Linked DNA regions of Homo sapiens: region 1 is linked to region 2. The links are chromatin contacts, found by Hi-C or POLR2A ChIA-PET in ENCODE. All regions are on one chromosome and are shown on one strand. Each heading gives the region's core, a stretch centred on a gene start or an enhancer-like site at or near the end of the contact. The rest is flanking DNA. Distances are from core to core; before and after follow the strand shown. Region 1 holds the start of SCD5 (stearoyl-CoA desaturase 5). Region 2 overlaps SEC31A (SEC31 homolog A, COPII component).

Evidence for each region. A loop is a pair of places that touch in the nucleus more often than their neighbours do. ChIA-PET counts read pairs that join two places held with the same protein, here RNA polymerase II (POLR2A). Pooled maps may share reads with other maps.
Region 1: a pooled map shows a loop between it and region 2 (2.1-fold over the local background). The contact joins the promoter of SCD5 here to the enhancer-like site in region 2. A Hi-C loop is called at or near these places in 1 of 50 pooled maps. POLR2A ChIA-PET finds 5 or more read pairs at or near these places in 4 of 52 experiments (GM10248, PC-9, Panc1 and 1 more).

Annotation. Positions count from the first base shown.
Region 1 is chr4:82,795,334-82,801,321 of GRCh38, forward strand. SCD5 (stearoyl-CoA desaturase 5) reads right to left here and starts at 3,463. Exons shown (of 5, transcript NM_001037582.3): 1 at 2,973-3,463. The coding sequence starts at 3,204. RefSeq lists enhancers at 1,689-2,210, 3,187-3,904, 3,905-4,621 and silencers at 3,019-3,068, 3,399-3,818.
Region 2 is chr4:82,864,101-82,870,114 of GRCh38, forward strand. SEC31A (SEC31 homolog A, COPII component) reads right to left here. Exons shown (of 27, transcript NM_001077207.4): 9 at 3,055-3,216; 10 at 2,708-2,860; 11 at 262-498. Among named protein-coding and RNA genes, the nearest start is that of SEC31A, 24 kb to the right of the region's middle. Within about 2 kb of position 1,696, at least 6 of the 41 ENCODE cell types and tissues checked have a DNase peak (open chromatin) inside an H3K27ac peak, as active enhancers do.

The DNA.
Region 1 (5,988 bases), core at 2,213-4,712, 67 kb before region 2:
CCTAATGCTACACATAACCAGTAGGGAGGTGGTGAAAAAGGGCCTTCAGTGGGGGGAAATTTGTGGATCAAGGCACCAGGGCTTTCACTGAAAATAACCCTGAGTCAGTGGTCTGCCTCGTCCCTCTGCTTACTATGTAGCCTAGCCATCAGCACAGCTGATCTTAGCTGGTCTCTGATTGTCCCTCATTTCTTCCCTCAAAAGCTATTCATGAGACTGGGTACAGTGGCTCACGCCTGTAATCCCAGTACTTTGGGAGGACTGCTTGAGCCCAGGAATTCAAGACCGGCCTGGGCAACATGGTGAGACCCCCATCTCTACAAAAAAATGAAAAAGAAAATAGCCAGGTGTGGTGGTGCACACCTGTAGTCCCAGCTACTTGGGAGGCTGCGGTGGGAGCATTGCTTGAGCCCAGGAGACTGAGACTGCAGTGAGCTATGATCGTGCCACTGCACTCCAGCAAGACCCTGTCTCACAAAAAAAAAAAAAAAAAAAAAAAAAAGCAGCAGAGGCAGTAGCTATTCATCAGATAAGACCCATTGTTTGGACTGTTTCTAAGTCACAATTTTGGACCTTAAAACTCTAATATCTACCATTGTCTGCTATTTTTTTTTTTAGGGAGGCAATGAAGGTGGGGAGAGAATTAAGACTTACGGGCCGGGCGCAGTGGCTCACGCCTGTAATTCCAGCAGTTTAGGAGGCTGAGGTGGGTGGATCACGAGGTCAGGAGATTGAGACCATCCTGGCTAACACGGTGAAACCCCATCTCTACTAAAAATACAAAAAATTAGCCGGGCGTGGTGGCGGGCACCTGTAATCCCAACTACTTGGGAGGCTGAAGCAGGAGAATGGTGTGAACCCAGGAGGCGGAGCTTGCGGTGAGCCGAGATCGCACCACTGCACTCCAGCCTGGGCGACAGAGCGAGACTCTGTCTCAAAAAAAAAAAAAAGACTTAGGAAATAGCAGATGAAGCACAGGCAGAATTTATCCAGGAAGGTATGGAATGGGGTTTGGGACATGAGTCACAAAGGGGAAACCAGATTCCTTCAGTGTGTTAACTTCTCTAAGGAAGCTAGAGGACACTGGGGCCTGGGAGGTGTCCTCTAAGCCAAGATCTTTCAGAACAAAGGTTCTATCTTCACCACAGAGAGCGGTCCGGAAAGGGCAGAGGTGACCTGGCAAACTTGGAGAGAGGGGCCTTGTCCTTGTGGCTCCTGGTCCAGTGCCAGGGTCTTGGGGCTCAGAGGCTGTAAGAAGTGGAGCCAGTGAGCCCTAGGCATGTAAGATAATATTTTAAGTGCTCACTTTTCCCTGAGCACTCTCTGAACACCACAGCTATTAAAGATAAGCCTCAATCCCCTAGAGGTCACCAGGCTCTGAGGACCAAGCCCAGCCCTGCCTCTGGAAGCAGGGGGGAGAGAGGAGCTTGTTGGAGAACTCTGGGCAATAAGGGCTTTGGTTGGCAGTGTCGGAGTGTGTTGATGAAGCAACAGCTGAACATCATACAGTCTACAGTCAGTTGGAGAATTAAACCAACACATAAAGGTGATGGTGAAAAGGACACAGAAATGAGGAGGTGCACTGAGAGAAGGAAAGATGAAGCAGGAGATTTCCCAGAGCTTTGGGGAGACTTTAAAGGCTTTAGGGATCCCCAAAGATCCTACCTCTCTCACCATCCGTCAACTCTGCTATGCCCTCCCTGAGCCACACCCCCTAAGAGGTACCCACTTCTGGATGGGTTTACTTCCAAGAGCAGGGACTGCAGGATTTCAAGGGAAGGCTTGGAACCATAGTGGCCCCATTATCTACCTAGGCATTTGCAGCTGGCACCATGCCAAAAAAGCCCTGTAGAAAGAGGTCTTATTTTCTTCCTTCCTCTTCCCCTCTGGAAATAAAAGTAGGTTGTGTTTCTCCTGCCCGCCCCTAGAGATCAGGGAAACGGGAGCTGGAAGGGCATCTTGGATTACCTCGTCAAATTCTCACTCAGCATATCAATGCCTGTGCCTTTTGTCCTGGCTACTGCCGCTTCAGTAAAGGAGGCCAAAACCAGTTATTGCGGCCAGGGCGGCTGCGAAGTGGTTCAAAGATCAACGACTGGGGTCGTGTAGGGTGGGCACGCAGTCCCTGGGGCCCAGGGGAAGGGGAATGGTGGTCGGCGCCCGGGCTCCCTTCCCTACTGGCAGGAGTGGGGGTGCACGGAAGGAGGGTACCAGGAGAGCCACAGGTTCCCACTGGCCACATGGGAACAGGGTTTGGAGAAGGCTCTGCACAGCCACAGTCGGAGCTTCGTGCTAGGGTCAGACCGCTCTCGCCATGGGATCGGTTTGCTCACCGAGAAACTTCACCGAGAACTGCAAATGGGCATAGAAGATTGCGGAGGGGGCAGGGACAGGGGCCTTGGAGAGGCAAGAGGGGAACCGGTATCTTCCATCTGGTGCGCGTAAACCAAGACTCTATCCTGTGCCGGGTCTCTCCTCCCCGGTCCAACTCCCTTACTTGTCCTCATCTCTGTCCCCAAGGTCCGTGACCCGCGGAGGTGATGGGGGGGATAGGAGAGCCCCAGGGACCGCAGAGGTGACACAATCGCCCGCCCGTCCTCCCTCGCTGGGAGCCGATTCAGCCTGTGCCGAGCCTCTCCCTTCGCGCGCCTCTGCGCACAGCGGTGGCACCGCAGGACTCCGGGTCCCCCCCGGCTCTCCATCGGGAAGCCGGCAAATGCGCTTCCTCAGGCAGACCGCGGCGGGGTGGGGGCGGGGGGGGGGCGGAAGTTGAAATACTGGGACAGAAACACCTGCCCGTCCCAAGGGACGGAAAACTGGATGCCAAGGGGGCCGCGGCGCGCAGCGGGAGGCGAGGGGAGACCGGGGGTCGCTGCGCACCGCCCGCAGCCGAGGGGCGAGCGGCGACCTCGCGCGCCCCAGCGCGGCCTGGCCACGGAGGCCGGGGCGCAGGGGGCGCCGGCGGGACTTACCCCAGAGCAGAGTGAGTGGCTTGGCTTTGGGGATGAGCACCAGGGAGTACACGGCCCCCAAGTGGAGCAAGCTCATCAGGACGACATTCCTCCAGACGATGTTCTGCCGCTGCCCGCGCGCGCCTGGCCTCTCCGGGCCGCCGCCGCCCTCAGAGCTTTCGAGCCCGGCACGGATTTCTTCCTTGGCGTCGCAGAAAGGGATCTTCCCCGCGTCGGTGGCCGGGCCTGGCATGGCTGGGCGAGGTGGGCGCCCGCAGCAGCGGCAGGCAGGCAGGCGCTCTGCCCGAGCGGAGCTCGAGGGTGGGGGCGGGGGCTTCTGCCTTTTAGGGGGGAATTCTCCGCACGTCCAGTCCCCTCCTTCCAGCCCTTCTCCCGGGCTCCTGCGCTCTTCCCCAGGGTCTTAGCGTGGCCTAGGGATGCAGATCTTGGCGGCCGGCGTCTGTTGCTGGCGTATCCCCCATATGGCTGCCCGGGCTGAACTCGGCCGCGAGAAAGAGGAGGCGCGCGCGGGGCGGGAGGGGCGCGCGGCCGGGGAGGAGGAGCTGTGAAAATGGAACGGGGCCGGCGACGCTGGAGGGAGCGCTCCGAAGGAGCGCGGAAGAAAGCCCTGCTTAGCTACAGCCAATCAGGAGCGCCCGTGCGGCGCTTATAGACAAAGGCGCCCCCCTTTCGGCTTTTCGGGGCCGAACTGGGGAGCCCGCTGGGCGGGAGTTGGCCGCCTCCGCCCGGGGGCGGGTGGAAGGTGGCTCCCGGGGCAGGGAGCCTGCAGGGCGGCTCACAGCGCTTCTGCTCTTGTGTGTGTGTGACCCCCAAAATGCCTTTTATGGTATTTTTCCAGTCCCCCCCCCAAAAAAAAACTTCCCGAAACTGTCATCCCTTTGAGAAGCCTTTTATTTCTTCTCAAGCCTCAGGCCACCTGGGTTGGAGAATTTTAAATACTTGCTTGGAGTCGCGACCCTAGTTAAGGCCAGACCCACGATGAGAATCAGAAGTCCCTCAATCTGCCAGTTAGTAGGGCTCCTCGGGCCAGGGGAGGGTTGGAAGGCAGCTGCTCGTTCTTAATTAGGCAGCTGTGGATTACCCAGGCACACAGTAAGTGCTCAGTTGGTGCTTGTGAGGTGATGCACAGATGATTTGGGCCAGTTCGCTGCCCACCCTTTGCCCATCCGCCGCGCCACTCTGTTTATGGTCAATTCTAGCTAATCAGCGCACTTCTGCAACGCCTCCTTAGCTCTCAGTGAGGAACACTACCCTGAAATCAACACCATTGAGAATCGGGCTTTACAAAAAAATCACCCAGAATGTTCCAAGGAAAATTAACCTGTGAAAGATTTGTGTCTGCCCACTTCTCTCCTAGAGCTGATGGCTTAAGAGCTCTCCAGAGAGGACCCTAGTTGCACAGAAAATGGAGGGAGGATTGAGCTGGAAGTGTCTGAAGCAGGTGTGACCGCAATTGCGGGCAGGCAGCAGAAGTAAAAGGGCTCGGGACAGCATCTCTGAGTTCTAGTTTTAACTGGCTGGAACCCAGCCCAACTCTCTGGGCACGGATTTCCTTACCTGAGAAGCAGAACTAGTTTCTACTCTTCCTTCCAGCTTCCATATTCCATGAATGTGAGTTCGAAGGGGCGCCATTATATTGACCAAAACCAGCTGATTTTTAGATTAACCGTTGTTAGGAATCATTTCCAGGATTTCAAGAGAGGCAAAAAAATTTAAAAGACTGACTGCATGAAAGGGCCATGCATAAGCATCTTATTGTTAGCAGACCTGAGCCAGTCCTAGCAGCCAGACAAAACAATGCCTGATTTAAGCTAAAGCAAGGTATGTGGCACTTGTGGAATCTAGGCCACTGAGTCAGTGTTACTGTGTTGCTTCAGACGGAGCTGAAATTATAGAATTTGCCTGGAGACCAGATAAATGTCGGCCCTATATAATGACCAGTCAGACAGTGGAACATGAAGCTGGAGGGTGCGATTTTCATCTGTCTGTTCAACCTGGGCTATGTAATGAACCACGTTTTCTTCTCATGCTCCCTCTGCTCCCCATACCCAGCAGACCTTCCTACTCCCTGTGGCTCTCTAGTTCAGACTGTCCTTTCTCTCTGGGGTAGACTAGTTGCTCGGCCAAAAGCCTCTCTCCGGGTTATTGGAAAGGCTCAATGCTGTAAAGACCCTCATTCTAAACATTCAGTCATTTATTTGGCATTTATTGGGCATCTGCTATGTGCCAGGACCAGTGGGCACAGGGGATCCAAGGATGAATAAAGTCTGGTCCCGCCCCTAAAGGAGCTCCCATCTAGAAGCAAAGATGGAGCAAACAAATGTAACCTCTTGACTATGACCTTGGAAGGGCAGAAAGTTACAGTCCATTATCGGAAAAAAAAATTTAATTAGGTATCAAACTTACATACAAGGAGTCTAAGGGAAGCAAAAATAGTTCCTTATTGTCCCCCCTGAGAACCTTATTAGGTCAGCTGTTCTATCTTGAATCCATCTTTTGTTTGTTTGTTTGTTTTTGTTTTTGAGACGGAGTCTCGCTCTGTTGCCCAGGCTGGTGTGCAGAGGCCTGATCTCGGCTCACTGCAAGATCTGCCTCCCGGGTTCACGCCATTCTCCTGCCTCAGCCTCCCGAGTAGCTGGGACTACAGGTGCCCGCCACCACGCCCGGCTATTTTTTTTTTTTTTTTTTTTTTTGTATTTTTAGTAGAGACGGGGGTTTCACTGCGTTAGCCAGGATGGTCTCGATCTCCTGACCTTGTGATCCGCCAGCCTTGGCCTCCCAAAGTGGTGGGATTGCAGGCGTGAGCCACTGTGCCCGGCCCTTGAATCCATCTTGAATGAACATCTTTCTCTTTTCCCTCCTGTGGGTCAGACCAGGTATGACCAGTCATTTCAGCTGGCTGTCCTCATAATGGAGAAGATGTTTTTGTGTGTTGAGGGAGGAAAGAAGTGTTACTTAGGTTTGTCAGAGCCTGCCTATAAAAGGATTGTTGAAGAAAAATGGTCCTTCCAGGTCC
Region 2 (6,014 bases), core at 446-2,945:
CGCTCTCCTCTAAACAGACCTATTATTATTTTTTTTTACTTATTAAAAATGTATTTCATATTACACTTTTCAAAGCAGAGAAGGAAAAACTCTGGACATAAGTTAGGTTGTATGCTCTTTATAAGGCTTCTTAATTTCATGATGAATTGCTGAAATCACACTTTTTCAATTGTTTCTTTAATAGGAGGACAGATTTAGAATATAAAGGAACAGTTAAATTTGCAGATAATGAAATAATATAGCTTTAAACAGCAACTTTACCTTCAAAAAGGACCACACATTTTTCTCAAATTCAGTCTGAGAAGCATCAATTTTTTTTTGGCAATAATTGATAAATCCTTGTGACTGCACAGCCTGCTGAAGTTGGTCTGATCGGCTGAGGAACTCCTTTTCTGTTACAACCTGACTAATGAACACATGGTGCTGCTGCTGCTGCTGCTCAGCTCCCTGATGAGAAGGCATTCTGACATTCTCAAACGTAACCAGTTTGCCTCCAAACTATAAAAGAGAGAATGAACAAACTCAGTGTTAACCCAAGGATATGGCCAAAAAAAGTGCTTATAAAGTGGCCTAAACAGATAATCTGGATGAAATTAGTTGATACAACCTCTCATGCGCCACAGTCTGACACCACTTCAATTTCTGTTCTAGATGAAATGTACTTTTTTGGTTTTTTGGTTTTTTTTTTTTTGAGACAGAGTTTCGCTCTTAGTCACCCAGGCTGGAGTGCAAAGGTGGGATCTTGGCTCACTACAACCTCTGCCTCCTGGGTTCACGTGATTCTCCTGCCTCAGCCTCCTGAGTAGCTGGGATTACAGGTGCCGGCCACCATGCCTGGCTAACTTTTGTATGTTTAGTAGACAGGGTTTCACCATGTTGGCCAGGCTGGTCTTGAACTCCTAACCTCAAGTGATCCACCCAGATAGAGAAGACCAGATAGGACGATGAGAAGATTAAGCAGATCCAAAGAACAGACTTACGAGTGACATAAAACATATTCAAAGGTCCATTTTAGGAAGATTAATCTTGGAATATGTAGTAGAGATTAGAGGGGGAAAAGACAAGCAACAAATATGAAATCAAGCTATTAGAAGTTTGGCATGAAAGAATTAGGCAAGGTATCAGCAATGTAAAAGGAAGAAACAAACAAAAAGTGCTAGAGAGGATGTGGAGAAACTAGAACCCTTGTGCACCACTAGTGAGAATGTAAAATGGTAAAACGGCTATAAAATGGTATGGAGGTTCTTCAAAAACTTAAAAATAGAACCATCCTATGATCCAGCAATCCCACTTCTGGGTATATGTCCCAAAAAACTGAAAGCAGGATCCCAAAATGATAATTACAAACCCATGTTCACCACAGCATTTATTCACAATAGCCAAAAGGTGGAAGCAACCAAAATGACCATCAAATGAATGGATAAAAAAAAATGTGGTATATATATATATATATATATATATATATATATATATATATATATATACAATGCAATATTATTTGGCCTCTAAAAAGAAGTAAATTCTGTCACACTACAACACAGATAAACCTTGAGGACATTAAGCTAAGTAAAATAAGCCAGCCACAAAAAGACAAGTACTGCATGATTCCATTTATATGAGTAATTTAAAGTAGAAAACTCCTAGCAACAAAGTAGAATGTGGTTACCAGGGATTCAAGGGAAACAGGAAATGGGGAGCTGTTGTTCAAGGGCACAGAGTTTCAGTTTTGCAAGATGAGAAAGTTCTAGAGATCTGTTGCACAACAACGTGTATATAGTTAACACTACTGTAGTATATATTTAAAAATGGTTGTAGTGTATATTTTAAAATGGTTAAGATAGTAAATTTTATATTATGCATTTTTTACAATTAAAATTTTATATTATGCATTTTTTACCATTAAAAAAAGCTGGCAATTAAAAAAGAAAGCTAAAAGGATGAAGAAGAGGGAGGACACTCCCTGCAAAAAGAAAAGAAAAAAAGAAGAAAAGAAAAGAAAAAGAAGGGAGGGAGGGAGGGAAAGAGAGACAGAGGGAGGGAAAGAGAGACAGAGAGAGAGAGAAGGAAGACAAATTTAAAAGGGAGGAGGGCCGGGTGCAGTGACTCATGCCTGTAATCCCAGCACTTTGGGAGGCCGAAGCGGGTGGATCACCTGAGGTCAGGAGTTCAAGACCAGGCCAGTCAACATGGTAAAACCCCATCTCTACTAAAAATACAAAAACCAGCCAGGTGTGGTGGCACGTGCTTGTAATCCCAGCTACCCAGGAGGCTGAGGCAGGAGAATCGCTTGAACCAAGGAGGCGGAGGTTGCAGTGAGCCAAGGTTGTGCCACTGCACTCCAGCCTGTACAACAGAGTGAGACTGTCTCAAAAAAACAAACAAACAAACAAAAAAATGGAGGAGGGGAGGAATATAAAGTGTTGGCTACACAACAACAATGTAAATGTACTTAATGCCATTGAACTGTATATTTAAAAATGAACAAAATGATCAATTTTATGTATATTTTACCATGATTTTTAAAAAAGGGAAAAAAAAGAGTAGGTTCCAATTTTTCAGAGAAACCATTTTGAATGATGAAATACCCACAAGTACATCTCAAATCCCAACTTAAACCCTGATTGCTTCCATCAGAGTGACTCTATAATAACACTTTGGTATAAAAAGTCCTTTGTGCCTATGGACCATAAAAACAAAATCCACCTACTGAAAAAGAAGCACCAACAGGCCTTCGAATCCACTTGGGCGGCTTCTTCAGAGGCAGCACTATACTATGCTGAGCAGTCTGCTGTGGAATTTGTAACGGAGGAAGGGGCTGTCCTGTGCCAAAGGGATCAAGATTCCCAAAAGATGATGAAAGCTAAAAAAGATAATAATAACATAAGCATCCGACCATACACAAAGTTTCATTTTTTTCCAGTCATATCCAAAAAAATTTTTGATCACAATTGTCCAATTAACCAGCATTGTTAATCAGTGAAGTCATTTCAAAATATTACACAACACATACTTTTTTCAGGCATTATAATAGAAAACTTTAACACTTCCTATTACCTTGTCAACTTGTTTCTGTCTTAAACCATCTGTGCTACCTCCCATGATAGAATAAACACTGATACGCCCATCAAACGAAGCAGCTGATAAGACAGCAGGATTTCGGGGACACCACTGAATATCGAAGCACCACTGTGTGTTGGTGGGAAGTTCATATAACACCTAGGCCAACAAAAAACAAACAACAAAACTCAGAAAATGGTATGGCCACTTTGTAACCAAAACACCTGAATTAATGTGGTCAACAAGTATAGTTAAATTGAATATTTTTTTGTAGAAAGTATCTTTAGCCAGGAAAAAGAATACTAAGATTTTTTAAAGTGCAAGAATGATCCATTACGATGACCTATTCTGATTAACAGGAATGCAGCTTAAAATTTCAATCAGATTTGAATAAACGCATTTTAAAAACTGAGGCTTTTCTGTGTTCAAAATAATGGATGCATTTGAAAGACCAGCACACTCTATTAGAGTCAACTTTTTTTTTTCTTTTTTGAGACAGGGTCTCGCTCTGTCGCCCAGGCTGGAGTGCAATGGCAGCAGCCTCAGCTCACTGCAACCTCCACCTCCTGGGCTCAAGCAACTATTCTGCCTCAGCCTCCCAAGCAGCTGGGATTACAGGCGCCCATCATCATGCCCGGCTAATTTTTGCATTTTTAATAGAGATGGCGTTTCACCACGTTGGCCAGGCTTGCCTTGAACTGCTGACCTCAAGTGATCCGCCCGCCTTGGCCTCCCAAAGTGCTGGGATTACAGGCGTGAGCCACCGCACCCGGCCTAGGGCCAACTTTTTAAACTCTAAAAGATTAGTGATGTCCTGTCCAATTGTTTTTGTCTGGTAAGACCCAAACAACAACCATATTTAGGTTACTTGAGGATCAAATTTTAAAATCAATCTTGAGAAGGAAGAATTCACTAAGAAATCTGACTTTTAATCACGAGAGAAAACATGTACTATACACAACCTTCCTATCACTGCAGAATCCTAACAGAATTCGGCATTAACAGCTTCCTTTAGAAAGAAAATGACAGAGAAAGAACTATAGAAAATGACCTACATGAGGCTGGGCATGGTGGTTCACGCCTATAATCCTAGCACTTTGGTAGGCTGAGGTGGGCAGAATGCTTGAGCCCAGGAGTTCAAGACCAGCATGGGGAACATGGCAAAACCCCATCTCTACAAAAAAATACAAAATATTGGCCAGGCACGGTGCTGCACGCCTGTAGTCCCTGTTAGCTGGGAGGCTGAGGTGGGAGGACTGATGGAGCCCAAGAGGTCAAGGTTTCAGTGACCCGTCATGGTGCCACTGCATTCCAGCTTGGGAGACACAGCAAGACCCTGACAAAAAAATAATTAATAGTACTAAAAAAAATAAATAAATAAATAGAAAATGGCTTATATGAAACCTTCACAATGTAATCCTTGTTGTGAACTCAAAGTTAGTATGGTGGTTAACTGCTACTCACAGAAGCAACATCTTAGGACTTTATGATAAGTCAAATGAACTTAACTCTGGCTTCATGTGACCTTCTTTTTCCTTTTTCTTTTTTTTATTTTTGAGACAGGGTCTCACACTGATGACTAGGCTGGAGTGCAGTGGCGCAATCACAGCTCATTGGAGTCTTGACCTCCTGGGCTCAAGCGATCCTCCTATGTCAGCCTCCCGAGTGGCTAGGACTACAGAACACGCCACCACACCCAGCTAATTTTTGTATTTGTTGTGGAGATGGGGTTTCACCAGCCTGCCTTGCCTCCCAAAGTGCTGAGATTACAGGTCTGAGCCACCACAAGTGGCCCACGTGACATTTAAAATGTTTCATTTTATTAAAAAATAGAATTAATTGAAAAGGTATTTAGCCTGCTCACGTCTTTGGTATTTATTTTGTTTGATAAGATGTGTGGTTTGATAAAACTTAGATGATTTATCTATCCTTTATTTGCATTTGAACAAATTCCAATTTTTATTTATTTATTTATTTTTTGAGATGGAATCTCACTCTGTCACCCAGGCTGGAGTGCAGTGGTGCGATCTGGGCTCACTGCAAGCTCCGCCTCCCAGGTTCATCCCATTCTCCTGCCTCAGCCTCCCTAGTAGCTGGGACTACAGGCGCCCGCCACCACGTCCAGCTAATTTTTTTGTATTTTTTTTTTTTTTCAGTAGAGACAGGGTTTCATCGTGTTAGCCAGGATGGTCTCGATCTCCTGACCTCGTGCTCTGCCCGCCTCAGCCTCCCAAAGTGCTGGGATTACAGGCCTGAGCCACTGCACCCGGCCAACAAAATCCAATTTTTTAGTTGTAGCATGTACTAAAAGTCTCTTCCTTCAAAGTCCAAGCACACACAACTAATCACAGGCAAAAATTCATCTAATTAAATTATATTACAGAGAAAATGATAACAGAATAGTAAGTTCCATGAATTTTGAATTTACTTGGCAAGGCACAGTGTAAAATTAAGATTTTTGTTATCTGTCCTACAAATGATATGCGGTAAAATTTATTAATTTTTTTTCTCTTGTCTCCCCTAATGTTAATGATTCTATATTGTTACATCCACAACTCTTAAACCAGAAACCAAATAACTAAAGGGCTTGTTTTAATTTTAACAATATAGATGAAAACTTATCGAAGACACTCTTTATTTTTATTAGCATTCCATCAAACTACATAAGCACTAGCAATCATCTACCTTCACATAAAAAAGGTAAAAATATAAAAGCTATAATTTATATTCTTGCTTTATCATTCAGAAGAGAGATTGGAAAACTGTATCTACTGATTTCCAGAAGTGAAAGAGGATCCTCAGGAACGGTAAAGCAGGCAAAAGATGCAAACCTTGAACAATCCTACATCGAAGATACTGATTCCCATAAACCACATGTGAAATAAATCAAAGTATTTCTGAGTCTAGGTAATAAACACATTATTGGAAATGAGGAGGGGATGGTTACTAGTTTAAAA